Regions from separate parts of the Homo sapiens genome. Here region 2 is linked to region 1. Evidence: read pairs that join two places in POLR2A ChIA-PET (ENCODE). Cell type or tissue: IMR-90. All regions are shown on one strand. Links, peaks and the distances in the headings refer to the core of each region. The heading gives the core; the rest is flanking DNA. Region 1 has its middle 12 kb from the start of ITPKB. Region 2 overlaps PSEN2 (presenilin 2).

Region 1 (16,924 bases), core at 3,771-11,770:
GGATTACAGGCGTGAGCCACCATGTCCAGCCGATAAATCTCTATGTATCTTTATATGGTCTTCTCTCTATATAGGTTTATGTCCTAATCTCCTCTTCCTATAAGGACACCAGTCATATTGGATTATGGCCCATCCTAATGACTTCATTTAACCTTAATTACCTTTTTAAAGACCCTACCTCCAAATAGTCATATTCTGTGACATCATGGGTTAGGACTTCAACATATAAATATGGGGGGAAACACAATTCAGCCCATAATAGCAAGGTTGCAGAATACATGATTAATATACCAAAATCAATTGTATTTCTATATACTACCAATAAATAATCAGAAATTTTAAAAAATCAAATAATAATATCTTTACAATAACATCAAAAACTATGAAACACTTAGAGATAAACATGACAAAACATTTGAAGATCTATAATGAGAAAATTATAAATCACTACTGGAAAAAAAAAGACCCAAGTAAATGAAGAGATATACCATGTTCATGAATTGGAGGACTCAATATTGTTACAATGTCAGTTCTTCCTCAAATTTATCTGTAGATTCAATGCAATCACAGTCAGTATTTCAGCAGGTTTTTGTTTTTGTTTATTTTGTTTTGTTTTTATTTTCTAAACTTCATAGGGAAATGCAAAAGATCTAGAATGACCAAAACAACTTTGAAAAAGAATGCAGTGGGAGGACTAACACTATCTCATGTCAAGACTTATTATAAAGCTACGGTAATCAAGATAGTGTGGCATTGGCATAAAGTTCAAAAAATAGATCAATAGGACAAAATAGTCCAGAAATAGACCCATGTATATATGGACAATTGATTTTTGACACAAGTGCAGAAAAAGTGGAGAAGTCTTTTAACAAATAGTGCCATAACAATTCAACATCCATATCTAAAAAGAGGAAATTCAATGAATATCTTATCAATATTGTACAAAAATTACTCAAAATGGCTCACAGATCCTAATGTAAAGCCTAAGACCAAGAAACTTTTATAAGAAACATAAGAGAAAATCTCTGGGAACTTGGGTTCCTGTTTCTTAGATATGATACCAAAATTAATTGGACTACATCAAAATTTAAAACGTCTCTTCAAGGCCAGGCACAGTGGTGCACATCTGTAATCCCAGCATTTTGGGGAGGCTGAGGCGGGCAGATCACTTGAGCTCAGGAGTTTGAGACCAGCCTAGGCAACATGGCAAAACCCCATCTCTACAAAAAAAAAAAAAAAAAAAAAAAATTAGGCCAGGCATGGTGGCTGATGCCAGTAATCCTAGCACTTTAGGAGGCAACGTGGCTCACACCTGTAATCCCAGCACTTTGGAAGGCCAAGGCAGGCAGATCACTGGAGGTCAGGATTTTGAGACCAGCCTGGCCAACATGGTGAAACCCGGTCTCTACTAAAAATACAAAAATTAGCTGGGCGTGGTGGTGAACGCCTGTAGTACCAGCTTCTCAGGAGGCTGAGGCAGGAGCATCACTTGAACCTGGGAGGCAGAGGTTGCAGTGAGCCGAGATCACACCACTGCACTCCAGCCTGGGTGACAGAGTAAGACTCTGTCTCAAAAAAAATACAAAAATTAGCTGGGCATGGTGGCACGTGCCTGTATTCCCAGCTACTCAGGAGGGTGAGGTGGGAGGATCAATTAAGCCCGGGAGGCCAAGGCTGCAGTGAGCCATGATCATGCCACTGCACTCCAGCCTAGGTGACAGAGTGAGACCTTGTGTCCACACACAAAAAAAACAGAAAACAAAACACCCCACTTCTCTTCAAAAGATACTGAAAAGAATGAAAAGACAATGCATAGACTGGGAGAAACTATATGCAAAGCATACTATTCATAGCAGCTTTATTAGAATTAGCCAAAAATTGGAAACAACTCAAAAGTTCATCAGGTGAATGGATAAACAAATTGTGGTATACAATGGAATATTATTCATTAATAAAAAAGAAATGGACATTGATGTACATACAACATGGATGAATTTCAAAAGAATTATGCTGCCTGAGAAAAATCAAACAAAAGAGAATATCTACTGTATGATTCCAAATATGGAAAATTCTAGAAAACACAAACTCATCTATAGTAACAGAAAAAAGACTGGGTGGCTGCCTGAACATGGAGGCTGTGGAGAGGGGCAGGAAGTAGGAAAGATGAAGGGACATGTAGGACATTGTGAAAGTAATGGATACGTCCACTGTCTTAATTGCAAGGATGATTTTATGGGTGTATACATACATGAAAACATATAACACTGTAAAACATTAAATATGTGCAGTTTGTTGTATATCACTTATAACATAATAAAATTTTTTTTTTTTTTTTTGAGATGGAGTCTCACTCTGTCGCCCAGGCTGGAGTACAACAATTGCGCCATCTCGGCTCACTGCAAGCTCCGCCTCCCGGATTCACGCCATTCTCCTGCCTCAGCCTCCGGAGTAGCTGGGACTACAGGCGCCCGCCACCATGCCAGGCTAATTTTTTCTATTTTTGGTAGAGATGGGGTTTCACCATGTTAGCCAGGATGGTCTCGATTTTCTGACCTCGTGATCCGCCCACCTCGGCCTCCCAAAGTGCTGGGATTACAGGCCAGAATTTTTTTTTTTTTTTTTTTTTTGAGACATGGTCTTGCCCTTGTCGCCCAGGCTGGAGTGCAATGGTGCGATCTCAGCTCACTGCAACCTCTGCCTCCCGGGTTCAAGTGATTCTCCTACCTCAGCCTCCCAAGTAGCTGGGATTACAGACAACCGCCATCATGCCTGGCTAATTTTTGTATTTTTAGTAGAGACGGGGTTTCACCATGTTGGCCAGGCTGGTCTTGAACTCCTGACCTCAGGTGATCCGCCTGCCTTGGCCTCCCAAAGTTCTGGGATTACAGGTATGAGCCACTGTGCTCAGCCAATAAAGATATTTTTAAAAACATAGCTATGGATGGATATAGCCTTTGATGAGGATATTATGGGCCCCATTCCTAGTGTCAAGCACAGTGCTTGACATATAATCTCTCTTCTGGGTGAAACGTTCTGGGTAAGTTGTTCATTTTTTCATTCACATGTTTCATGGAATAACTATGTGTCCCCTTTTTTCAAATATAACTTTGTTAAATTATCACAATCGTTCCAGCTGTCGCATCTATCCTGCAATATCATCCTCTTAGGAATCCTCCTCTGATGGCCCAGCCTGAAATGACCTCCTCCTCCTCACATGTGGAGACTCTGTATCAGCACCCTTCACTCAGCATCCCTCCTTCTGCCTCGCACTGTTAGTAAGCTTTTCATGCTCTCTCCCATAAGGTCCTTGAAGGCAGAGAGCAGCTATGGCTTTTCTATGAACAACCCCCACCTCCCCTGGCCACTTAATACCTTGTCTTACATATATTTATTCATGATTAATTCCTTAGTCATTAAAAATACTATTTTTTAAAAGACAGACTTATTTATGTAAACATATACATACACAAACACAGTCTTGCTACCCTCTGCCACTACTCATGAGGCATATGGTCCGGAAGAGCAAAATGAAAACAGCAAATGTTATGATTCTAGATTGATACAGAAAAGAGAAAGTCCATTTTTACGTTCCCTATACACCTGAGCTTTAGCCCTAGTTTCATGGCTTCCTGGGTATACTTCACTGTTATAACAGCTTATTCTTCATGTATTCATTCATTCATCAAACGCTTACTAAACCCTTCCCTAACTCCATGCTATGTTATAATGTGCTACCTTTTGTCTCCTCCTCTTTGAGGACTTAGTCCCATTTGCATCTGCTATGTCTGGTGTAGGGAAGGTATTTGATCATATTTATTGAAAGGTCTTTGTCCCCAACTCAGGCACGAGCAACAGAAGCATTTTCTGCCTCTCCTAAATCCAGACGCTGCTTTGTGGTGGGACTGGAAGGAGAATACCAAGCTGATTAGGATGATTTCTGCAGCAAAGTGTAAGATACTTATAGGTATGTTCCATTTACATGTGGATATTGAAACAATTATCTAGTTTCAAACTGACTTTTCCAGCCATCTAAACAACAGATTGGGTTGGCTCTGTTGCAAATCTATTAATAAGTTATGCACAGAGACTCAAAATCCATAGAATAGCCATGATCTGAGCCAGTGGTATAAATATATGTATTCACTCAGCATCAAAAATGTATATATACATTTTTTCATTGTCTGTAAACAACCATAAACTGATAAGAGATGGACTGAAAAAATGCGATCCTGCTTTTCCTACCTAAATGTGACTTAGCTAACTTAAACACTCATGTTGAAATGTTGTGTCAAGCCCAGGTGCAGTGCATTAGCACTTTGGGAGGCCAAAGTAGGAAGTTTGCTTGACGCCAGGAGTTCAAGACCAGCCTAGGCAACATAGCGAGACCCTGTCTGTACAAAAATTTAAAAATTAGCCAGGCATGATGGCGTGCACCTGTAGTCTCAGCTACTTGGGAGGCTGAGGCAGGAGGATCACTTGAGCCCAGGAGTTGAAGCTGCAAAAAGCCATGATTGCACCACTGCACTCCAGCCTGAGTGACAGAGTGAGACCCTATCTCAAAAGAAAAGAAAAGAAAAGAAAAGAAAAGGAATGTGGTGTCAAGACTTTGTTTTAATTGAAACCAAGTCATTTGCTGTCAGTTTAAGATGCTGACTCTATATGGCTTTGCACTAAACCTCTTCTCCAGGGATCCCCTCCTACACACTGAAAAGGCTGCCTTTGCTTTAAATCCTAAAGAATGAAGCGTGGGCCGGGCATAGTGGCTCCCACCTGTAATCTCAGCACTTTGGGAGGCCGAGGCGGGCAGATCACCTGAGGTCAGGAGTTCAAGACCAGCCTGGCTAACACGGTGAAACCCCGTCTCTACTAACAATACAAAAATTAGCCGGGCGTAGTGGCAGGTGCCTGTAATCCCAGATACTCAGGAGGCTGAGGCAGGAGAATCGCTTGAACCCGGGAGGCGGAGCTTGCAGTGAGCGAGATCACGCCACTGTACTCCAGCCTGGGTGACAGAGCAAGACTCTGTCTCAAAAATAAATAAATAAATAAATAAATAAATAAATAAATAAATAAATAAAAATAAAGAGTGAAAGGTGAGGAGCGGCCTTAGCACCTTTCTCTGGATAACTGGATTTGTATGACATCTGCGGACCCTTAGGACAAAAATAATTGGTGAGAAAGAGCATTGGAAACGCGTGAGTTACAGGACATTCACAAAATGTTTTCTCTGAGGTTTTGATACAGTGGGCCTTGTGTTTGAATAGCCTCCATTAGGAAGTTTAGGAGAGCCAGAGAAGGACTTTGAGTCAACCTTGATCCATCATTTAAGACTTTAGGAATGAAAAGAAAGTGTTAAGTTTACGTGCTTGGTGTGTAAGAACAGAGTCTCAGAAAAGGTCACCATCTAATGTTCTAACATAGAATAGACGGCTGTCTTTGGTAGAAGAGGGAAGTTTCTCATGCCTCCCATTTCTCCTTTCCCTTACAACAAAGGGACAGCACCAGCAACAAGAGATTATATCTATACTGGTTGCAAACCACACTCAGTCCATGCTTCAGGTGTCTACAGAACTTCTGCTGGTACCCACTAACGCAGCCTACCTCACTGCTGTTTAACCCATGAGCATCTCATTTCAGCTTTGGGTATCATTAACGCCATTCATTTACTCTTTAAACTATGACTGGGTTTTCTAGGCAAGGGGAGAGGGAAGAGAAGGATATGAAGAGGAGTTGTACTCATCTTTAAAGTACTCACAGACTAGAAGGGGAACCAAGTGTTAAAATAGTTATAATTATTTTTATTTTTATGTGATATATGGTATAATAGCACTCAAATGACCAAGAGAGAACAGTGGTAGGGGTGGCCTTGGGCTAGGGGAGGAGATGGGAAGGCTTCAGGAAATGGTTATCTTTTGGTGGACTGTAAAGGATGAGTAGGAGTTCACCAGGAAAAGAAGAGAGTCTTCTAGGCAGAGGCACAGCAATCACAAGTCCCTTGACCCATGGAAGAGCAGGTTTGAGGAGTGTTGAGTCCATGTGGCCAGAGTATATGGTGGTGGTGAGTGGGGGGCAATGGGGGGGGAGAAGAGCCTGGAATAACAGTTTGGGGACATGTGGTGAAGTTCCTTAATTACTATGCTAATTAGCTTGGATTTTCATTAAAAATGATAGGCAGCCACTGAGGAGTTTTAGGCAGAGTGACACAATTAAATTAGCATTTTAAAAAGATATCTCTGAGGCAATACAGAGGATATATTGTAGGGGAAATAGAGACCAGGCTCAGTGGTCTCTATTACAGAGCTCCAGGGCACCGGGCCCTCAGAGATGGGTAAAACACTGCAACACAGCCCTACCTTTCAGGAGCTCGCTACTGCGGAGGGAGCATATTAATTACCTGTTGCTATCCCAAATTACCAGAAACTTAGCAGCTTGAAACAACATGTATTTATTATCTCACAGTTTCTGTAATATGCAGTGTGGTTTAGCTCAGTCCACGGCTTCAGACTACACTTAAGGTGTTGGCCAGGACTGGGCTTTATCTGATCCTCAATTGGGGAAGAATCTGCTTCCAAGATCACAGTGTTGTTGGTGAGATTCAGCAACTTGCTGGCTTTGGCCAGAAGCTTCTCTCGCTTTTTTGCCACGTGAACCTCCTCAACATGGCTACTTGCTTCATCGAAGCGTGAAAGCTTAGAAGGCAACAAAGAGTGTCTGCTGACAAGACGGAAGTTGCAATCTTATGTGACATAATCACCTCCATTGCTTAGAAGATTATAATCCTATCACCTGCGCTGCTTAGAAGCAAATCGCCGAGCCCACTCACACACGGGGCCGTGGATGCCTGCAGGCAGAAATACTTCAACCCATCTTAGAGTCTGTCTCTAAGGATAGAGACTGGTCTTGAACTCTCTCAGAATAATAAGACAAAAATAAGGTAGCTGTATTCTCCAGGGGCTATACAGTCAAAGAGAGGTTATCTGGACTGATCTGTGATTAAGGGAATACTTCCTCAAGGGGCTCAATTAGAATGCCACTACTGTGGTCCTGGAATAAGATGTTGAAGACCTGAAATTTCCCTATTCATCAGTTAATTAATTAATTATTTATTTATTTATTTTGAGATGGAGTCTTGCTCTGTCGCCAGGCTGGAGTGCAGTGGCGCCATATCGGCTCACTGCAACCTCCGCCTCCCGGGTTCAAGCGATTCCCCTGCCTCAGGGTCCCTCGTAGCTGGGACTACAGGTGTGTGTCACCACACCTGGCTAATTCTTTGTATTTTTATTAGAGATGGGGTTTCACCATGTTGGCCAGGATGGTCTCAATCTCCTGACCTCGTCATCTGCCCTCCTCAGCCTCCCAAAATGTTGGGATTACAGGCGTGAGCCACCGTGCCCGGCCTCATCAGTTAATTCTTATTATCCATTGGGTCCTTTGGTTAAGAAGTCCATGGTGGACAAAGGTTTATTTAGTTAGTCTTTTGTTTGTTTTCATTTTTGTTTTTGAGACAGTCTCGCTGCAATGCCCAGGCTGGAGTGCAGTGGCGCAATCTTAGCTCACTGCAACTTACGCCTCCCGGGTTCAAGTGATTCTCCTGCCTTAGGCTCCCAAGTAGCCGGGACTACAGGCACCTGCCACCACGCCTGGATAATTTTTGTATTTTTGGTAGAGATGGGGTTTCACCATGTGGGCCAGGCTGGTCTTGAACTCCTGACCTCAGGTGATCCACCTGCCTCGGTCTCCCAGAGTGCTGGGATTACAAGTGTGAGCCACTACACCTGGCCTGGACATGAGTTTAAATCCCAGTTCAGCCACTTAGAGCTGTGTGAACTTGGAAGTTAGGTAGCCTCTCTTCACATCAATTTCCTACTCCGCAAGATGGGGATATTGCTGCTTACCCTATAGGGATCTTGAAAGATTAAATGACATGGTGTATATGAAAGACCCTAGCATGGGCCCTGCCACATTGGAACTTAGCCAGTAACTTAGGCCACATCCTAAGCAAGACTCACGAGTGCAGAAGGACCTGGATCGAAGTTACAGGCAAAACCGGCTGTGGAAGAGCCTGGTCCTCAGGCTTCTCCTTAGAGGGCAGCCAAGACTGTCACAGACACATCCCACATCAAGGCCCGCTCAGTGGTAAAAGCAAGAGGACCTTGCATCTCCATGTTGTGGACCCTCCTTTGATTTGGTGACCACCTGATAAACACTTGCTGACCCGCCGGGACTGGGGTTCCAGGGCTACATCATCCATCTCTAGCAGCTCTCTAGGGCCCTGAAATGGAGTGTTTCCTCCCCTTCTGAGCTCTCCCCCATCATCCAGCCAATGGTTTAGCACTCGATTGCTTTTTTTTTAAAAAAAAAAAAAAAAAAAGGATCTTGCTCTGTGGCCCAGTCTGGAGTACAGTAGTGTGATCATGCCTCACTATAGACTTGAACTCCTGGGCTCCAGTGATTCTGCCGCCTCAGCCTCCTGAGTAGCTGGGACTACAGGCATGCACCACCATGTCCAGATAATTTTTTCACTTTTTTGTAGAGATGGAGTCTCCCTATGTTGCCCAGGCTGGTCTCAAACTCCTGGACTCAAGTGATACTCCCACTTCAGCCTCCCAAAATGCTGGTATTACAGGCATGAGCCACTGTGCCCAGCCTAGACTGCTTTTAAAGGTATTTATTATGTGCCCATCTCTGTGCTAAACTAAAACACCCGATTTAAACAGGTGTTAAAACAGGTGTTTTAAACAGAAGCAGGGGTGAGGGGAGGAGCTCATCTTGGGCTGAGGCTTTGTTTTTCTGTCCTAGAGGCCATGTGCTCCCTGCTAAGTTGGAGCTGAGAAGCTGGGAATAGGCTGAGATGCTCTTCCTTCACTTGTTCTCCTGAGTACAGCCTCCGTGCTTGTTGTTACATAATTTCTATTAAAATTCCTGGAAATGCAGCTAGAAGAGTAGCTCCCAAAGGAACCCTGAGGCATGAATGCTGAGGTTGAAAGCTTCCCATCTAAACTGTGTCTCCAAGTGCTGACAATGCCAACCCGACTCACATCGTCATTGGTGACAATGCCAACCCAACCAACTCACATTGTGTGCAGGATTCCCAAATGCCCAGCAGCTTCAAAAATAGACATCTTCTCCAAAGAGAGCAGACACGGTGAAAAGCACAAAGATGAATGACTTCAAATTATGAGATGCAAAGAATGCCAACTTGCTCACATTAAGGTAAGGTATAATAGGTTGTAGGAGGTTAGGAAGTCATCTATGAGGCCACCGCTTTTCCAGTGGTTCCTGCATGCCCCCACCCTGCTGTGCTTATTGCCATAAAGCATCACAGAGCACGGCCCGACAGTGGTCAGGGTGCTCAATGGCAAGCAACAGAAACTGTGTATTGCTTCTATAAGCACAAGATAAAGTTATAATAAAGATATGGGGAGCTCATAAAATCATCAAGAATACCAGAAAATCAAGCTTAGGAGATGGGGCAGGAATGGGGGAGGCTCCCCAGGTCAAATCACTCCTGAGGGTTTGTCCAGTGCCACATAAGGTGTTGTCAACACAGCTCCTGCTGCAGCACTGATACTCCTGGAACCTGGACGTGGCCATGCTGCTGGCACCATTACCACAAAGATGGCTTCTCCATGGACCTGCTTCTCTGTGTCAATGTCCAGTGGGTGTGTCTGATTGGCTGAGCTGAGGTGTGTATCCATACCCACCCCCGGAGGCTGGGGAAGCAGGCATCTCAGGCTTGGAGGCTGCTCAACTAAAGAGCCCAGAGGGTCCACTGGAGCCCCAGGGCTGACTTCCAGGCAAGTGAGCAAGTGAGTTCTCACAGCATCTTTTTCTTCTTTTTTCTTTCTTTCTTTTTCTTTTCTTTTTTTTTTTTTTTGAGATGGAGTCTCGTTCTGTTGCCCAGGCTGGAGTACAGTGTCACAATCTTGGCTCACTGCAACCTCCGCCTCCCAGGTTCAAGCGATTCTCCTACGTCAGCCTACCGAGTAGCTGGGATTACAAGTATGCGCCACCATGCCTGGCTAATTTTTGTATGTTTAATAGAGACAGGGTTTTGCCATGTTGGCAGAGCTGGCCTCAAACTCCTGACCTCAAGTGATCTGCCCGCCTCAGCCTACCAAAGTGCTGGAATTACAGGTGTTAGCCACCGTGCCCAGCCATCTTTTTCTTTAAATAATTAAAAAGTGATTAAAAACCGGGCATGGTGGCTCATGTTTGTAATCCCAGCACTTCGGGAGGCTGAGGTGGGCGGATCACCTGAGGTCAGGAGTTCAAGAGCAGCCTGGCCAACATTGCAAAACCCCGTCTCTACTAAAAATACAAAAATTAGCCTGGCGTCGTGGCGGCCACCTGCAGTCCCAGCTACTTGGGGGGCTGAGGCAGGAGAATCACTTGAACCCAAGAGGTGGAGGTTTTGCAATGAGCTGAGACTGTGCCAGTGCACTCCAGCCAGGGTGACAGAGTGAGACTCTGTCTCAAAAAAAAAAAAAAAGTGATTAAAGGTAAAAAGGGAAGAAGACAAATTCATTCAAAAAATGTTACTGAGCAGTTATATGTCAGGCAGTATTCTAGACTGTGAGGATAGAGCAGGGAGTCACACACAAGTCCTGACCTCAGAGAGGCTTCACAGTAATGGCAGATAGGGAGTAACAAGCCTGTATATGTGTGTGTGTGCGTGTGTGTGTGTCTGGTGTGTGTGATGTTGATAAGAGCCGTGGAGAACATGGAGAACAATACAGGCAGGGTAAGAGGGCCTTGGGAGTGCTAAGTTATTTTGTAGAGGTGGTCAGGGAAGACTTTCTGCCTAAGATGATGTCTGAGCAGAGATCTGAAGGATGGAAGGAGGGAGGACGTCATTCAGCCACCAGGGAAGAGTGTTACCCACAGAGGGGACAGCCAGAGTAGAGGCCCTGAGGCAGGAGCACACTTGCAGGGTCAAGGAAGCAAACAGCCATTGTGGCTGAGGCAGAGTGAGAGAAGGGAGCATTGGAGAGAATAAGGTCAGGGAGATAGTCAGGGCTTTTCCCAGGGCAAGAAGAGACACTTTTGGAAAGTTTTGAACACGGAAGTAAGATGACCTGACCCACATTTTAGAAAAAGCCCTCTGGCTGCTGGTGGAGAACAGAGGGTGGAGGGGCAAGAGAGCAGGCAGGAAAAGCATTCAGGGGGCTCCTGTGGGAGGCCAGACTGGAGGAGCAGGGGTGAGGCCAGGCGGGAGAGCAGAGGTGCTGAGAAGGAGGCAGGCTCTGGATGCATTTGAAGGTAGTCACCAGGTTTGATGCATCGGATGTTTTATACTCTTGTGCTCTCTCTGTCTCTCGCTCTGTCTCGTTCTCTCTCTCTCTCTCTCATACACACACATGCATGCGTGCATGCATATACAAGAATACCTACTTTTATTCTACTTCACAGATATTGTTTTTGACAAATTGAAGGTTTGTGACAACGCTGCTTCAAGCGAGTCTTTTTTTTTTTTTTGAGATGGAGTCTCACTCTGTTGCCCAGGCTGGAGTGCAATGGCGTGATCTCGGCTCATTGCAACCTCCGCCTCCCAGGTTCAAGCGATTCTCCTGCCTCAGCCTCCTGAGTAAGTGGGATTACAGGCACATACCACCATGCCCGGCTTATTTTTGTATTTTTAGTAGAGATGGGGTTTCACCATGTTAGCCAGGCTGGTCTTGAACTCCTGACCTCAGGTGATCTGCCCACCTCGGGCTCCCATAATGCTGGGATTACAGGCGTGAGCTACCTGTTGTTTAGTGTATCCACCTTCATCACTTATCTCAGCTGGATCTTCTGGATAACTTCCTGCTGCTTTTTCATTAGCACTTGCTGCTTCTCCTTGCACTTTTATGTTAGGAAGGTGGCTTCCTTTCTTAAACCTCACGAACCAACCTCTTTTAGTGTCTGACTTTTCTTCTGCAGCTTCCTTATCTCTCTCAGCGTTCACAGAATTAAAAAGAGTTAGGGCGGGAGCCACCACGCCCAGCCGAGCAAGTCTATCTTTGCAATTTTTCCAACAGCATGTGCTCACTTGGTGTCTCTGTGTCCCATTTTGATAATTCTTGCAATATTTCAAACTTTTTCATTAATATTATATCTGTGATGGTGATCTGTGATCAGTGATCTTGGATGTTCCTACTGTAATTGTTTTGGGGGTGCCACGAACGGCACCCATAAAAGTCAGCAAATTTAATCCATAAGTGCCGTGTGTCCTGACTGTTCCACCAACCAGTATACCCCATCTCTCTCCCTCTCCTTGGGCCTCTCTAGTCCCTGAGAAACAATAATATTGAAATCAGGCCTATTAACAACCCTACAATGGCCTCTAAGTGTTCAAGTGAAAGGAAGAGTCACACATCCCTCACTTTAACTCAAAAGCTAGAAATGATTAAGCTTAGTGAGGAAGGCAGGTAAAAAGATGAGATGGGCCAAAAGCTAGGCCTCTTGTGCCAAACGGTTAGCCAAATTGTGACTATGCAGGAAAAGTTCTTGATGAAAATTTAAAATGCTACTTGAGTGAACACACAAATAACAAGAAAGCAAAATAGTCTTACTGATGACACAGAAAAAGTATAGTGGCTGGGATAGAAGATCAAACCAGCCACAACATCCTTGTAAGCCAAAGCCTAATCCAGAGCAAGCCCCTAACTCTCTTTAATTCTGTGAATCCTGAGAGAGATGAGGAAGCTGCAGAAGAAAAGTTAGACACTAAAAGAGGTTGGTTCATGAGTTTTAAGGAAAGAAGGCACCTTCCTAACATAAAAGTGCAAGGAGAAGCAGCAAGTGCTGATGAAAAAGCAGCAGCAAGTTATCCAGAAGATCCAGCTAAGTGATGAAGGTGGATACACTAAACAACAGGTTTTCAATGTAGATGAAACAGCCTCTATTGAAAGAAATTAATAAGTAGACTTTCATAGCTAGAGGTGCAAAGTCAATGCCTGGCTTCAAGGCTTCAAAGGAGAGGCTGACTCTCTTGGCAGGAGCTAATGCAGCTGGTGACTTTAAGTTGAAGCCAGTGCTCATTTACCATTCCAAAAGTCCCAGGGCCCTTAAGAACTATGCTAAATCTACTGCCTGTGCTCTGCCAATGAAACAACCAAGTCCGGATGTCAGCACATTTGTCTACAACATGGTTTACTGAAAATTTTTTTTTTTTTTTTTTTTTTTGAGATGGAGTCTCGCTCTGTCACCCAGGCTGGAGTTCAGTGGCGAGATCGTGGCTCACTGCAAGTTCTGCTTCCCGGGTTCACGCCATTCTCCACCTCAGCCTCCCGAGTAGCAGGGACTACAAGCTCCCGCCACCATGCCTGGCTAATTTTGTTTTTGGATTTTTAGTAGAGACCAGGTTTCACCGTGTTAGCCAGGATGGTCTCAATCTCCTGACCTCGTGATCCCCCTGCCTCGGCCTCCCAAAGTGGTGGGATTACAGGCGTGAGCCACCACGCCCAGCTGGTTTACTGAATATTTTAAGCCCGCTGTTGGGACCTACTGCTCAGAAAAAAAGATTCCTTTCAAAATATTACTGCTAATTGACAATGTACCTGGTCACCCAAGAACTCTAATGGAGATGAACGAGGAGATTAACATTGTTTTCATGCCTGCTAACACAATATTCATTCTGCAGCCCATGGATCAAGGAGTAATTTTGACTTCTAAGTCTTATTATTTAAGACATACATTTTGTAAGGCAATAGCTGCCATGGGTAGTGATTTTTCTGATGGATCTTGGCAAAATAGATTGAAAACATTCTGGAAAGGATTCATTATTCTAAATGTCATTAAGGACATTCATGATTTATGGAAGGAATCAAAATATCAATGTAAAGAGAAGTTTGGAAGAAGTTGATTCCAACCCTCATGGATAACTGAGGGGTTCAAGACTTCAGTGGAGGAAGTGCCTGAAGATGTAGTAGAAATAACAAGAGAATTGCAGTTAGAAACGGAGCCTGAAGATGGGCCTGGATTGCTGCTATCTCAAGATCGAAAAACTTGAATGGATGAGGAGTTGCTTCTTATGGATGAGCAAAGAAAGTGGTTTCTTGAGATGGAATCTATTCCTGGTGAAGATGCTGTGAACATTGTTGAAATGACAATAAAGGCTTTAGAATATTACCTAAACTTAGTTGATAAAGTTGCAGCAGGGTTTGAGAGGATTGACTTCATTCTTGAAAAAAAACTTGTACTGTGGGTAAAACGCTATCAAACAGCATTGCGTGCTGTAGATATATCTTTTGTGAAAGGAACAGTCAATCAATGCAGCAAACTTCACTATTGTCTTATTTCGAGAAATTGCCACAGCCACCCTAACCTTCAGCAACAATCATCCTGATCAGTCAGCAACTATCAACATTGAAGCAAACCCTCCACCAGCTAAAAGATTATGACTTGCTGAAGGCTCAGATGATTGTTAGCGCTTTTTAGCAATAAAGTATTTTTAAATTAAGGTATGTACATGTTTTAGACATAATGCTATTTCACACTTAATAAACTATAGACTACAGGACAGTGTAAACATAACTTTTTTTTTTTTTTTGGAGACAGAGTCTCACTGTCACCCAGGCTGGAGTGCAGTGGCGAGATCTCAGCTCACTGCAACCTCCGGCTCCTGGGTTCAAGTGATTCTCCTGTCTCAGCCTTCTGAGTAGCTGGGATTACAGGCGTGCACCACCACGCCTGGCTAATTTTTGTATTTTTAGTACAGACAGGGTTTCACCATGTTGGCCAAGCTGGTTTTGAACTCCTGACCAGGTGATCTGCCTGCCTCGCCTCCCAAAGTGCTGGGATTACAGGCATGAGCCACTGCACTCAGCCATGTAAACATAATTTTTATATGCACTGGGAAGCCAAAATACTCATGTGACTCATTTTATTGCAGTGGTCTGGAAACAAACCCATGATATCTCCAAGATATGCCTGTACATACACATTGTGTGTATGTTTGGGCAAAACAAGAAAACTGTAATTCTAACCAGAATGCTGTTTAAAAGTTATCATTACATAGTAAAATAAACATAGATTAGAAAGAAGAGTGAGGTCAATTTCATTATTAAGCCGTAAGTTGATTTACACAATCCCCCAATTTCTTGCTATTAATTAATAATAATTATAACGATAGATAAGTGCTTATGAGGTGCCGGGTACTGTTCTGAACACTTTACATATGTCATTTACATGTATTGATCATTTAATTATCACAGCTAAGCCATGAGGTAGGTAATATTACTGTTCTCACTTTAAATGCAATGAAACTGAGGTATGGAAAGTTTATGTAAGTTAAATAAGAACCATTTATAGAGAAATAAAGTTTTGCCTATAGTAAAAGATGAAATAAGCCAGGCATGGTGGCATGCACCTATAGTCCCAGCTACTCAGGAGGCTGAGGTAGGAGGATTGCTTGAGCTCAGAAGTTTGAGACCAGCCTAGCCAACATAGCAAAACCCTGCATCAAAAAAAAAAATGGAATAGGCCGGGTTGCGGTGGCTCACACCTATAATATCAGCACTTTGGGAGGCCAAGGCAGGTGGATCACTTGAGGTCAGGAGCTCAAGACCAACCTGGCCAACATGGTGAAACCCTGTCTCTACCAAAAATACAAAAATTAGCTGGGTGTGGTGTCACATGCCTGTAAGTCCCAGCTACTCCAGAGGCTGAGGCAGAATTGCTTGAACCCGGGAGGTGAAGTTTGCAGTGAGCAGAGGTTGCGCTACTGCACTCCAGCCTGGGTGACAGAGCAAGACTCCGGCTCAAAAAAAAAAAAAAACACAAAACAGTAATCATTAAACAACCACCTAAACATATGCATTTCTCACTGGGATCAAACAACTCACCTATAAAATGAGGGCATTAGAAAGGTGATTATGAAAGTCCTTTTACCATAACTATCTGTGACTCCTTCACTGCTAGCAGAGAAAATAGTCCCCCTTTTCTCCTTTGATTATAAACAATAAATACAATCAATTCATGTTTTCTAAATGCCTATAATGAGCAATTAAAGATTACTTGAAAGAATAGCTTGATTTCATGAAGTACTTATGTTGTTGCTTAAATAATTGTTATTGATAATATTTAGTTTGATGAAGTGTTCCTTTGTTTAGAAAAATTGTACTCTGGCCAGGCGTGGTGGCTCATGCCTGTAATATCAGCACTTTGGGAGGCCGAGGAGGGTGGATCACCTGAGGTCTGGAGTTCGAGACCAACCTGGCCAACATGGTGAAACCCCATCTCTACTAAAAATACAAAAAATTAGCCGGGCGTGGTGGTGGGCGCCTATAATCCCAGCTACCTCGGAGGCTGAGGCAGGAGAATCGCTTGAACCCAGGGGGCAGAGATTGCAGTGAGCTGAGATTGCACCATTGCACTCCAGCCTGGGCAATAAGAGCGAAATTCCATCTCAAAAAAAAAAAAAAAAAAAAAGAAAGAAAGAAGAAAAAGAAAAATTGTATTCTTTCACATATACAGAGCCAAATATTCCTCGAAATGGATGAAAAGTCAACAAAGAGTGCTATAGTTCAAGGGACAGCTACATAAACCACTCGTCTACCCACCCATCCATCCATCCATCTGTTCATTCTTAAAAGACATATTTATTGAGCTCCTAATATGTGTTAAATTGTGGCAAGTTAAGATGTTACGAGACAGCAATATTCTCAATGTTGGATGGTATAAAAGCATAAGGACTTTGAAGTCAGGGATGCCTGGTTTCAAATCCTGGCTCAGCTGTAGTTTTGGCTTCTGTGTAACTTTGGGCAAAGCACTTAACTTCTCTCATCCTTAGATTGCTCATCCGCACAACGGAGACAATAATACCCACTTTGATGTGTTGTTGTAAGGATCGGAAACAACACATATGAAGCCCATGTAGCCCTATGCTTGGCTTGGAGTAAACTCTCAATAAATGATGTCTCTCAGGGTCACCTCTCTG
Region 2 (13,723 bases), core at 5,724-13,723, 130 kb after region 1:
GGCGGGGTTTCACCATGTTGGCCAGGCTGGTCTCAAACTCCTGACCTCAGGTGATCCGCCAACCTTGGCCTCCCAAAATGCTGGTATTACAAGCATAAGCCATTGCGCTGGGCTGAGATAACCACTCTTAACATGCATTTCCTTCCACACTGTTCACATATGCATATTTATCTATTAAAACAATAGAGGGAGGGAACCGTAGGTGAAGTTTGTGTATCCTGTTTTTTCTGTTATGCCTTCAGAATTTTCCTTTTATTGAGTACTCATGGAAAAGCAGATTTGATGGCTGTGTAGAGCATTTGAATTATTTATCCTACCAGTCCCACAGCAGGACACTTTCCCACCCTCCCTTTTGCCCCAGAGAAGCAGTGCCCTCTGTCCTCCCCATGCCCATATGTGGGCACTCCCCACCATGGAGCCAAACCTACCTGGGCAAGTAGCAGAGGGAGAGCAGAGTGAGCCCTGGGGGCAGGAGAGAGACTTGAGAGTTTTGAGGTGACAGATGAGCTGGTGAGTGAGTGATTAGGGAGCATTTCTTGACACATACCTGCCCGTGGTGAAGGCATGTGTCTTGTGAGTGTGCTCCCAGAAAGCCTGTGTAGTGTGTGGTGGGCCTGCCTGTGTGACCAAACCCTGGCCACTGGGTACGTGACCCTCACAAGTGCTGACTGGGCTGAGAAGAGCTCCTTGATGGGCAGTTTGGAGACTTGAGTTGTAACTGTGGCTTTTGGCCATGGGACATTAACTGATTACTTTTGCCCCTCTAGGCTTCAGTTGTCCTTAATTATAATACAGGGAGCTGACTAGGTGGCGTTGATGGCCTTTACGGTCCTTGCCAGCTCTGACATTGTCCTATGGATATGTCCTTTCATTTGATAATATGTTTACGTGGCCATAGTGCCTGGGGCTGGGCCGGGAATGGAAACTTGATCTCTGGGGCCTGGCCTTTGAAGCCAGTTCATGTGTCTGGTGGTTCAGCAGATCCGTAACTTTCCAAGAGGCACATCCATAGGCTACCGTGTCCTTTCTCACTGTGTCCCTCCTCCATTTCATCTTCTTTATAACTACGACTTATTGAACATCTACTGTGTGCTGGACACTTTACAGGTTATCTCTAGGTTTTACGATAATCTTGCAAGGTATGCCTGTTCTGCTTTTTACAGCAGAGGAAATGAGCTGTGTCAGATTAGACTGTCTGAGGCCTCTTGGCCAGGGAGTATGTGGTTCAAATCACATAGGCAGGCGATCTGAACCCTGTCAGTCTCCAAAGCCTCTGCTTTTGACCGCTGACTTGCTGCTGCTTGTTTAAAAATAAATGTGTTTCTGGAGCCTACTCCAGAGGGGCGTGCTAGGGGCTCCCTCTCCCACTTCCCCACAAACCACCCTTTTCCCTGGCTGCTTCAGGAAATGAGAGAACTCTGCCTGGGCCCCAGGCACTTCTGAGTGGGACAGGGCTGTTAGAGGTAAGTCTAGAGCCTGGCCCAAAATTCAGGAGGCCCCATCAGAGGGCCCCTGGGGCCTGTGGTCCGGGAGGGTGGTAGGGCAGTACCTCACTTCCCTTTGAGACTCAGGCCCCAGCTCTGGCTTAGGCCAGGGAGAACCATCCCCAAGTGGTATGTGTTACTATATGAGCTGAGATGGATGGTCAGCTGGACCAAATACATAGTCGGGTACCCAGGGCCAGGGGGAGGAAGGTGAGCAGGGAAGCTGTGGGCAATTGTCTGGGTATCACCTGACCTTAGCAAACTCTTCCTTGTTTTAAGCGAGGACGTGGGACTTCTCAGACGTCAGGAGAGTGATGTGAGGGAGCTGTGTGACCATAGAAAGTGACGTGTTAAAAACCAGCGCTGCCCTCTTTGAAAGCCAGGGAGCATCATTCATTTAGCCTGCTGAGAAGAAGAAACCAAGTGTCCGGGATTCAGACCTCTCTGCGGCCCCAAGTGTTCGTGGTAAGTGCAGTGACTCCCAACCTGCTTTTGAACCCTCTTTTTCCATTAGGATTTTCTCCGTGGAGGCAGATTTCCATGGGAGTTTGCTGTGGCATTTTGAAATCTGTTTCTTACCTAGTTCCATTGGCCTTAAATGTTAAGGCCAAAGCCTTTACATTTCTCTGTAATGAAAAGAAGGTCGAGGAAATTGGGTCATTGGGTTTCCATAATGATTGCAGGAACTGCTGACACAAGCACGGCTGGGGAGATTCTCTAGGTCAGACTCCCTTGGTTTGGCTAATTCAGCAGTTTGATCCCATTCAGCTGATTAATGGGAATGTGCAGTGGCTTCTTTGGATGTTTGATTTTGCATCCTAATCCAAAGCAGCTATCAGCCTCAGCACTTCCTTGTTGGAAGGCTTTCCAGAACGTAGTCTATGTTGGACACTTCCTTCTGCCTCTCTGCATTTTCCTGCCACTTCTCTAGAGAATGGGGTGCAGGGGGTGGGAGACGGGGAAAGCTGGTCGCTGAGTGGCTGATGGGACTTGACATCACCCAGCCCCACCCCCACCTGCCCGTGAGTCAGCCTCCGGGGAGAGTTCATCGCGTCACCGGCACTCTAATGTGGACAGACACCTAGCAGTGTTGTTTATCTGCACACGTTTGGGTGGTGATTTTTCCCTCCAAGGATTTCAGAGCACCAGCAGGCTTCAGAGCAGACTTAGGTGGCTTGCAAAGCAGGCCCTCAGGAATTCAGAGGGTAGCAGAAGTCCATCCCAGATGCTCTGTTTTCCTTCAGGAGCTAGGTAAATCAGAGGGGCTGAGGGACAAATGAAAAAAGTTACAGCCTTTGAGTCCCATCTGCTCCTCCTGGCCAATGAGAGGGGATCTGGGAGGGGCAGATGTAGAGGAAAATCTGTCTAAATGTTGATGCTCGTTATTTTCCTTTAAAGAATTAATAGCCTAAAATAAACCCTACAGATACAGTCTGTGTTTATTATGGCGACTTAGAGAAATGCAGAAAAATATCAAGAAAATAAAAACCACTCTTGGTTCTACCATGCAAAGATAATCATCTTTAATGTTTTGTAATATTTCCGATCTTTTATATACATACATTTTATAAGGACATTCAGATGATCAGGTTCGTAAAGTTTTATGTTCGGTTAAATTTAACAGCGTGTCATTGTTCAGGTTATTAAATGTTTGAAATAAGATTTTTGGTGGTCCTGTCACAGTCTCCATGAAGTAGCATTTCAGGATCGAAAGGTATGCTGTGTTTAAAGTGTTGATTCTTACTCCTTTCAGTTAAGGCCAGTGCAGTTTGTCCAGGTAGTGACTGAGACCCAGTTTTTCCACACTCTCCTCCGCAGTGGGCATTGTTTTGGGCCTTTTTCAGCCCAAGAGCTCTCTTCTCCCCATGCCGCTCTGCTGGTCTGAGATTTTTCCACTCCTCCTCCTCCCTAGTTGCTCTCTGACCAGACTCTAGGTATTCAGGAGAAAGTGTTCATTGTCTCACTCTCTCATGTGGCAATCAAGTAGTGCCAAGCAGTGAGAGGGTGAAGGTGGGTGGGTGAGGGACACTCACCTTGCTGAGAAAGGGCCCCAGCCTGTTCGGGTGATTATAAAGCAGAGACAGTGCCAGGAAAAGTCTGACACTGGCTGAGAATCACCCGGGGACCAACCATCCCGAATGCGGATCCCTGACACTGGGTGAGGATGGAGCTTGGAGATCTGCATTGTTAATAAGCAGCCTAGCAGAGTGGTGAAGAGTCCAGACACACTACCTAGGTCCAAGGGTAACCTTGAGCTAATTACTTTTTGAGCCTCTGTTTCCTCATCAGTACCATGGGGAAGAATAGTAGCACCTTGCTCCAGGATGTTTAGTGCCGGCTAAGGGCTCAGCAGGTGCTGGTCCATCTCCACCAGCCCCCAGTGGCCTGGGCCACCTTTGAGAAACAGTGATCCTAAGGGATTCAGCATTTCCTAAGTTGGTGCCTCCCACCTGTCACCCCCACCCCACCAGGCTAGGAGGGTTGTGATTAGAGGGTGCCCTTGCTGTGACAGCTGAGACTAGCTCTTCCCTGATTATTCCTTAATGACAGCTCTCTCCTTCCCTGCTTTCTTGAAGTCTTGGTCCTCGTTGTTGTGGGCACAGCTTCAGGGGAGGCCTTGGAGGAATTTTTGAAAGTGGAATGAGGGAAGCAGCCTGCTCAAGGGAACACTTGTTTTCTGGTGAGGAGGCCGCATGTATGAATGACGTTTGTGGGTTAGAAAGCATGTTTTGTAGTTTTTCCTTGTTTCTTCCTGAAGACATGTCAGGTCTTGATGAGACCGGGCCTGGGCACAGGGCAGGCAGTCAGCGAGTGTGGATGATGACGACAGTGGTCACCAGGTCACTGTCTAGACCAGGTCACTGTCTAGCGCAGTGTCACATGGAAAGGGTATGGTCCTTTAACCCTACCCTCCCCAGCACAACTATCACAGATGTCAGGGAACCTCTGCTCACAGAACTGCTTTCCAGGGATTGTCTTTTTTTTCTTTTTCTTTTTCTTTCTTTTTTTTTTGAGACAGAGTCTCACTCTGTCGCCCAGGCTGAAGTGCAGTGGTGCGATCTCAGCTCACTGCAGCCTCCGCCTCCTGGGTTCAAGTGATTATCTTGCTACAGCCTTCTGAGTAGCTGGGATTACAGGTGCCTGCCACCATGTCCAGCTAATTTTTGTATTTTTATTAGAGACGGGGTTTCCCCATGTTGGCTAGGCTGGTCTTGAACTCCTGACCTCAGGTGATCTGCCCACCTCAGACAGGCATGAGCACCGCACCCAGCCCCAGGGAGCGTCTTATTAGTGGTTGGCAACTGAATGGAGACGTGGGAATTGTAAGGAACTGATTCTACTTGATCCTGGGTCCCCTGCTTCTCCATCTTCACCCACCCATCAGCTCCCTTTCTCCTTTAAACAGGCACCTTTGCTCTCTGCTTATCCATTTTTGTTGTGCATTGCTATTTGGGAGCCTAAGAAACACAACATCCTCTGAATGCTCCAGCTGTTGTGGGTCTGAAGGGTGAGCCTGCCCTCTGTCATTGGAGGCTGCAGCCTGTGGCTTTTTAGGTACAGGGACTCCCAGAACTGCTCCTCCAGTCATAGCAGAGATAAATCACAGGAGCTTAAGAGGCATGGGAAGAACAGAGGGAGGAGATCGTAGCTTCCCTGTTCATTCACACCCAAAACAAAACTGTCATACTAGAAAAGGAGGTATTAAAAGAGCCACCTGTACAGCCTCGTATCTCATCCAGCACACTGCTGCAGATGGAATATTATGATTTAGCTTGAGAAAATGCAGCAACTCTTTGTTGTGGTGCCCCTCTTTGAGTAAGAGTGAATTCCCCATTGCCAGAGTGGATAGTGAGGGAAACCCTGGGTCCAGGCAGGAGTCTGTTTAGGATTTATCTAGTGAGGCTGAGCCAGAGGAGGACCTTACAGTTTTTTCTCTTCAATTTCTTTTATTTATTTATTTATTTTTGTAGAGATGGGGTTTTGCCATGTTACCCAGGCTGGTCTTGAACTCCTGGGCTCAAGCGATCTGTCTGCCTCAGCCTCCCAAACTGTTGGGATTACAGGCGTGAGCCGAGCCACCATACCCGGCCCTTCTCCTGCATTTCCACCTGATAATTTCTCTCATTTCCATAGATGATGAAGGAACTAAAGCCAAGAACTTTCCAAGGTCCTGCAGCTCTTTGGGGGATGTGAAGCTGTGCTCTATTTGTATGGATTTTGCTGGTTCCCAGAACTTCCCTGTGGCCCTGGGGCCTAGTCTGAGGGTACTCTGAGTGAAGAGGGAGGAGGGCCCACACCTCTTCTGCAAAGGCTGCTTTTGTAAAGTTCACTTCAGTTCACATCTTCCTCCTGGTCAGAAAGCTTCGGGGGCTCTCCTCTGCTGCATTAAGCTCTTACTCCTCCATCAGGCACCAAACTCCTCCCTGGCATGGCCCATCCTACCAGGTCCCCACACTTGAGCCACATCCAATTGCTCGATATTATCAGGATAGGTTATGTTATGTTCCCAACTCATATGTTTACTTAAGTGGTTACCTCTTTCCAGAATGAGCCCCCTCCTCCAAACTCTGCCTGGTGAAATATTCCTAACCTTTGCAGCTTCACATCCCTCTTACTTCTTGTGACCTGAGGCATCTACTCCTGACAACTGATAGACTGTGTCCCCTCCTGTCGGGTGCATTGTCCTTGTCACTACCCTCCTGGCTTTTAGCTGGCTTTGCTTCCCGCTGTTGTTACTCCTGTACTTGTCTCATCTATCCTAAACAGAAGGTGCTGCAGGCTGGGGAGTTTGTTCATGTTGAAATCCCTGTGATGGAGGTGAGCAGAGGCAGTCTCTGCCTGTGCCTCTTATTTGGGGATGAAGTTAAAGTCCCTGTAGGAATAATCCAGGCCATAGCCGGGGTTGCTGTCTTCAGAAAGAAGGGCAGCCACAGGTCTTGTTAAGGGGATTGAAATTGGCTGACTTGGTGGAAGGAACCTGCCTGCTTTGTTTAAAAACCACATATAGCTGAGTGTAGTGGTTCACACTCTGTAATACCAGTGCTTTGGGAGGCTGAGGCAGGAGGATCACTTGAGGCCAGGAGTTTGAGACTAGCTTGGGCAACAACGTGAGACCCTCATTTCTACAAAATATTTTAAAAATTAGCCTAGTATGGTGGCGTGCATCTGCAGCCCTAGCTACTGAGGAGGCTGAAGTGGGAGAATTGCTTGAACCCAGGAGTTCAAGGCTGCAGTGAGCTATGATTGCACCACTGTACTCCAACGTAAGTGACCAGTGAGACCCTGTCTCTAGAAATAAAAATAAAAAAAATCACATATATTGTGGGGTGACTTACTTGGAGACGAACTTTCAGCAGAGCGCACACCTGCTATCCCTGCCCAGGGTGTGAAGCTCAGCCCTGAGGGTCTCTGGACAGCGATCACTCAGCCTCTGGACAGCGATCACTCAGCCTCTGGACAGACAGCGATCACTCAGCCTCTGGACAGCGATCACTCAGCCTCTGGACAGCGATCACTCAGCCTCTGGACAGCGATAACTCAGCCTCTGTCCCCGTCTGAGATGTTGGCAGGGACTGTCAGATTTGCCAGGCATTGTTTGAAGTTCTTCCCAGCCCAGAAACCTGCATGTGTAGATTTTGGTACACTGGGTCCCCCACTTGGTACTACTGTGTGAAACCCCACTTGGCACTGTTTTAGGGGGCAGGCTTCCCTCCTGTCCCCTTGGCCTTGGCCTTCCCCTGGGTCCCGCCCTCAGTGGCACTTCCCCACCTCACACGTCTGCTCTCATGGCTTAGGTCTCCACTTCTAACCTCAGGAGACCTGGTCCTCAGACACCTCCCAGACAGCTTCCCCATTTTATCCCATAGACACTCAAAGGGTGAAATTCATGGTCTTTCCCGAGACTCTCTTCTCCGGTCTTCCCTGTCTTAGTCCCCACCTGGCTGCCATTCTAGACTGTGTTTTCTCTCCTGCGTCAGGTCCTGCCCTTGACCTCTTGACCCCTTCTGGACTCTGCCCTCACTTGCATCCATCCTGCTGCTGTCCTCAGCTCTCCTCACCTGCCACAGTTGTCTCTGGGGGTCACTTTCCCTCTCTGGTCAGTGGCCAGACTGACTTTTATAAACCTGGTTCAGATCTTGTCTGTCAAGATTGTCCTCAGGGTGATGTGTGTCTCCTTAACATGGTGCCTGAGACCCTGATCATCTCCACTGCCCGCCCCACAGTGTGAGGCCCTCACTGGAACATTGTGCCTTCTGCCCTTCCCTCCTCCTGGGAAAACCAGTCTCCATCAGATAGGCTCTTCTCTAGAAAACATTCGTGATCTCTGAGATTTGGTTCCACTTTTGTGCTTCTGCACCTACCATCAAACACCCGGATTGTATCATTTGTCACATTAGATGATTTTTGTTTTGTTTTAAGACAAGGGTGTTTCTTACTCATCTTTTTATCCCCAGAGCCCAGCATGATCTTTGGTGCATAATAGATGCACCACAGATGTTTGCTGATTGAATGAATGAGCACACTGACAGTTTGGAGCTGCCCTGACTTTCGTGGCTATGCGTTTTGCCCCCTGGGATGTGAGTCACCTCAGGCCAGCCCCAGGCAAGGCCGCTGCTGCCTCCATGGTAACTCTCAAGGCCTCTTGTTTTATGGCAGTCGTTTGATTGACAGGCATCTCTTGGAAGCTTTTGGGGCAGGACTTGTGTCCAAGTCTCCAGGTCGCCTCCAGCCACCCCCTGAGTCCTCCACTGCCTTTGTCTCACAGGAAAGTGGAACAAGGTCCTTGTGCTCCTTTTTCCAGGTGCTTCCAGAGGCAGGGCTATGCTCACATTCATGGCCTCTGACAGCGAGGAAGAAGTGTGTGATGAGCGGACGTCCCTAATGTCGGCTGAGAGCCCCACGCCGCGCTCCTGCCAGGAGGGCAGGCAGGGCCCAGAGGATGGAGAGAACACTGCCCAGTGGGTAGGTCCCACCAGCAGCTGGGGGCCTTCAAACAGGTCCCTGCGGCTACTGTACCTTACAGATGAAAACCAGACATTCATTCCCTGATGCGGGAGGGAGAAGGGAAGTAATGATGAGGATTGGCCGAAAAGGTGGGTGGCTGGCCATGATGGACCTTCCATCTGCAGGGTTTCATAGGACTGCGCATTCACAGCCAGAGATGGACTTGGCAGTGGGCTGAAGGACGCTGTCCACTCTGCCACCTTGGGTTTACCTCTCTCATGCAGGTCACTGTTTCCACTGTAATAGGAGAGTTTGTTTGGATGCCTGGGTGCTAGGACAGGTAACACAGAAGCTTAGGATGGTAGCAGGGGAAGCATTTTTTGGCAGATGGCCAGACATGGTAAGTGTGAGAGGAGTCTGCCTGATACACGATTGACTTTTGAGCTGGGGATATTTGGGCTTCACTGTGATCATTCAGCCCCCAGGGGAGGAGATTGTAACGTTAGAAAGAGTAGGATATCGTTGGGAGAGCCACTTAGTTGTGTCCTTTCTCTCCCGATCAGGGCAGAACATCTGAATTTGCCTGAACCCTGTTCTCTGTTTTGCCCATTATAGAATTAAAAAATGTCTCTGTGTGGACTGTTTTCTTGCAGCCAGTCTTAATCCTGCTTGCTGAAATTTGAGCTCACTTCTCCATGTTCTCCTTGAGAACGGAACCATCGTCCCTAAGCCCTGAGTGAAATCACACCAGCTTAAGGCCACTGCTCTGCCACTCCTCAGCCTTTTCTTGTTTGTTATCTCCGGGAAGTTTTGTACACTTTGGTTGTTTCAGTTTCTGTTCATGAGTAGTCTTCTTTCTTGGCTGAACGTCTAGATTGGGACTCTCTCTGCAGAGAACCGGTACTGAAGCAACTGTCATTTTCAGTTTTTGTTTCATTTGGCTTTTTCTTTAGCTGTTCACCTCATTAGCAAGGCAGCCCATGACCTTGACTTGCCACAGTTCCAAAACACAAATTCTTACAGATCGGTTTGTGCTAGTGTCTGGCAGGTGTCCTGCCCTCCCTCGTTACCTCCTCATTTGTGCCTGCCCACCTTCCCAGAGCCTGCGTCTTCTCAGATGCTTAACACCTGTTTAGCCTCTCTAGTTCAGAGCTACAAATTTACATGCTTGATTCTGTGGGGCAGAAAGTTCAAAGTAATTTCTTCCTCTGCAAATTCCCAGTATCTTAGTCACACGCAAAGAGAGTGTCCCTGTGCACTGACTCCTCTAGCTAGTGATTTGTCAGCCAAAAATGTTTATTTATCTCCTGGCCTGTTTCCTCCCATATCAGTATGGCCACATGAACAGAATTGAGTGACCTCCTGAGTCCCTGTATTAGGAAGGGGAAAGATCTTTTGATTCATTAACCATTAAGTTGATTCATTAACCATTAAGTCTTGGGCCTGCAGACCATAGCAACCTTCCTTCCTTCATTTATGGTGCTTCATCCAGCTCCAAATCTTCTCTACTTTGTCCTCACAAACTTTTCATATGCCCTAGTAGCTCATAGACTGCTCCTTATATCTGGAAAGCAACATTCAAACTTCTCATTTCTGGTTCCAAAAATCCGTGCATTACATGGATAGGCTGCCGTGGGGGACATTCTGCGGCCCTCACGATGTGGTTTCCCACAGAGAAGCCAGGAGAACGAGGAGGACGGTGAGGAGGACCCTGACCGCTATGTCTGTAGTGGGGTTCCCGGGCGGCCGCCAGGCCTGGAGGAAGAGCTGACCCTCAAATACGGAGCGAAGCACGTGATCATGCTGTTTGTGCCTGTCACTCTGTGCATGATCGTGGTGGTAGCCACCATCAAGTCTGTGCGCTTCTACACAGAGAAGAATGGACAGCTGTGAGTTGGGGGGCTGGGGGGAGCAGGGTGGGGTGAGGGCTGAGTTGCCAGGGGGTGGGGGGCGCAGCAGCCTGTGTTGGTCACTGTACCTGCAGCTCCACACCAGCAGCGGTAAAGAGCAGGGATGAAGAACCGCCCAGGTTCATGGCCTGGCTCACTGCCTCCTGGATTGTGACCTACTTGGGCATGCTTTTAACATCCCTATGCCTCAGCTTCCTTGTTCGTATAATGGGTTGATAACGCAGTTACTGGGAGAATTAAGTGAGTTAATATGAGTGAAGGGCTTAGAAGAGTGTCTACTGCACGTGAGTGCTCAGGCAAGCTGGATCCTGCTGCAGAAAGCAAGCTCTTGATCCTGGGCATGGCTGTGCCACTGATCCCTGTGTGACTGCAAACAAATCACTTCCTCTCTGAGTCTCTGCTTCCCTGAATGTGAAACAAGGTGGTTGGACCAGATATTTCTCAGCTCACTTCCAGCCTTGTGAGGAAGACTTATAAAGCCTTTCGTTTATTTTAGTAAAATACATGCAGAGGCAGCAGCGTAGAAAAATGAGAAGCTTCCTCCACTTCTTCCCCCTCCCCTTTCTGTGGTCCTCACTGCTAAGCACCTTCTGTAAACTTTTTTTTTTTTTTTTAAAGTTAGGGATTTTTGTTTCATTTCGTGTGTGTTGGTTTTTTTTGTTGTTGTTGTTTCTTTTAAAGAAAGGAATAAGGCCAGGTGTGGTGTCTCATGCCTGTAATCCCAGCACTTTGGGAGACTGAGGTGAGAGGATTATTTGAGCCCAGGAGTTTGAGACCAGCCTGGGAAATGTGGCGAGACCCTGTCTGTACAAAAAATGCAAAAATTAGCCAGGTGTGGTGGTACATGCCTGTAGTCTCAGCTACTTGGGAGACTGAGGTGGAAGAACACCTGAGCCCAGAAGTCGAGGCTGCAGTGAGCCATGATTGCGCCACTGCACTGCAGCCTCAGCAACAGAGTGAGACCCTGTCTCAAAATTTTTTTAAAAAATTAAAAAAGAAGTAGAGTCCCATCCTCAGAAAGCTTATAGTGTGTGGGGGATTCAGCGCAGAACAGGTGAAAGCATGGAGAGAATGCAGCCAGCGGTTTGTTTGCAGCAGTCCAGGCTGGGAAGAGTGAGGTTTGAGTGAATTGCTTCCTGTGTCTGCTTCCTGAGCTTATGAGCTGCAAGGACAGCAGTTGCTTCAGCGGATGGGGGTCGGGTAGTAGCAGGTGGAGGAGTGCTGGGCTGGGTGGAGCTGGTGGAGAGGTGTGGGTGGGTGGGGGAATGAGAACTGGATGGGTGAGAGAAGTGCCTAGGGAGCCTTTAATCCCTGTGGGGGTGGGGAAAGCAGCAGGGAGGTCATCTAGCCCTCGTCCTCACTGCTGCACTGGGCCCAGTTGGCAGGCTGAGAGCCACAGGTCTGTGGTCAGGGTGCCAGGAAATGAGCTGGAGGACAGGAACTGCTCATGGGGATGGTGCCCGCACTCCATCAGGGCAGCATGTGGGCAGCATGGGCATCCCAGGCACCTCCCCTAGCAGGTCCAGAATCACTCAAGGTGGGGAGCCTCGAGGAGCAGTCAGGGCCGGGAGCATCAGCCCTTTGCCTTCTCCCTCAGCATCTACACGCCATTCACTGAGGACACACCCTCGGTGGGCCAGCGCCTCCTCAACTCCGTGCTGAACACCCTCATCATGATCAGCGTCATCGTGGTTATGACCATCTTCTTGGTGGTGCTCTACAAGTACCGCTGCTACAAGGTGAGGCCCTGGCCCTGCCCTCCAGCCACGCTTCTCTCCGTCTGCCCCACACCATGGCGGCAGGGCCCGTGAAACAGCCGCCTTTAGAAAAACACAAATTAGAGGAAAATAGACCCAGATTTTTTGTACTCCTCCCCACCCCATCCTGTCTCCCACCGTGGATGACCTAATACTGTTGTCTTTTATTTTTATTTATTTTCTTTTTCTTGAAACATGGTCTCACTCCATTGCCCAGGCTGGAGTGCAGTGGTGCGATCATGACTCACTGCAGCCTCAACCTCCTGGGCTCAAGTTCTCCCACCCAGCCCCTCAAGTAGCTAGGACTACAGGTTTGCACCACCATACCTGGCTAATTAAAAAATTTTTTTTTGTGCAGGCTAGATCTCACAGTGTTGCCCAGGCTGGTCTCAAACTCCTGGACTCAAGTGATCTCCCACCTTGGCCTCCCAAAGTTCTGGGATTACATGTGTGAGCCATTGCATCCAGCCTGTTGTCTTTTAAATTTACACATTATCCCACTTGAGTTCCTCATTGCAGTGTTCCAAGCATCATTTCTCATATTTCAAAGTTAATTTTGTTTTGCTTCTCTTTCTGAAGTTCTATTTTAGGCTCCCCTCACCCCGATACTTCCCCTGAAGATTTATTTTTAGTTTTCCTTTTCCTTTTCGGGCAAGGATGTGCAGAGGCCATGCTGAGGTCTTGCAGCCCTGGGAGACTTTTGGGTTGTAGCTGCCTATAGCTGCCGAGTAGCCCCAGGGAGTAGTGGAAGGGCAGATCCCATCTGGCCAGAATCATGGGCACTGCCTGTCCCCAAAGATGCCATAAGCTTTTAGACAGCGGCTTCAGGCTTTTCTCCCAGGTAAGGGGTTGAACCCCTAACGATGGAAAGGAAATTAAGCTGGGCATTACCTATTTTAAAACTGTTTACACACAGGTGCCTCACAGCATTTTTTGTTCAGGCCGCTGCCATCCATGGAGCAGGTAGATAGAAGTGCAGAGTGCCCAGGCTAGAGGGATGGGACAGGGACAGTGCAGGGAGGGAGCTGAGCCCCCTTCCAGCGGGGGCAGCAGAGGGGAAAGCCATGGGAGGGGCTGCAGGATGTGTCCTGAGCTGAAGCTTATCAACAAGTAATGAGTACCAGCTGGGCATTGTGGTGCACGCCTGTGGTCCCAACTACTTGGGAGACTGAGGCAGGAGGATCGCCTGACCCCAGGAGTTCAAGTCTAGCCTGGGCAATGTAAGACCCTGTCTCTAAAAAAATAATAATAAAATAAGTAACAATTACCTGTGTAACTGTGACGAGGCAGGGTTTGAACATTGCCGCTGGGAGGTTGGCAGATGGTGGGAAGCAGGGTGGAGGGCTGCTGGTTTGGAGCAGAGGATACAGATTGCATGGGGTCAAGCTAGAAATTGCGTGGCAGATGTGAAGAGCTGGCCCCACTGCGGGCAGTAGGTGTCTGGTGGCCAGTCCCAGAGGCTGTGAAGAGGGGCTCAGCCATCTGTCTAGTAGGGCTTCCTTGGAGGTTCCACGATACAGGCAGATGGTGGTGGCCCGGGCAGCCAGGTGGTGGCTGGGATGAAGAGGGTTGGCAGGTCCCAGAGGCAGCCCCTTCCCCTTTTGGCTGTGTGTGCAGCAGGGCCGTG

What was found. Peaks named below come from ENCODE experiments on the same cell type or tissue, not always from the same donor. Only the 100,000 strongest peaks of a DNase experiment are listed, where the experiment ranks them.
Region 2: POLR2A ChIA-PET joins it to region 1 with 9 read pairs; 2 of 35 experiments call an interaction of 5 or more read pairs at or near these places.

What each region holds. Positions count from the first base shown.
Region 1 is chr1:226,742,980-226,759,903 of GRCh38, forward strand. No RefSeq gene overlaps it. Among named protein-coding and RNA genes, the nearest start is that of ITPKB, 12 kb to the left of the region's middle. RefSeq lists an enhancer at 11,321-11,820. In IMR-90, for the core only: no CTCF peak of the experiment used is centred there; no DNase peak of the experiment used is centred there; H3K27me3 peaks cover 1,785 bases.
Region 2 is chr1:226,873,602-226,887,324 of GRCh38, forward strand. PSEN2 (presenilin 2) reads left to right here. Exons shown (of 13, transcript NM_000447.3): 3 at 1,764-1,949; 4 at 8,287-8,447; 5 at 10,104-10,318; 6 at 11,937-12,078. The coding sequence starts at 8,307. Among named protein-coding and RNA genes, the nearest start is that of PSEN2, 9.8 kb to the left of the region's middle. RefSeq lists a silencer at 8,553-8,753 and an enhancer at 9,273-9,432. In IMR-90, for the core only: no CTCF peak of the experiment used is centred there; a DNase peak (open chromatin) is centred at 9,690.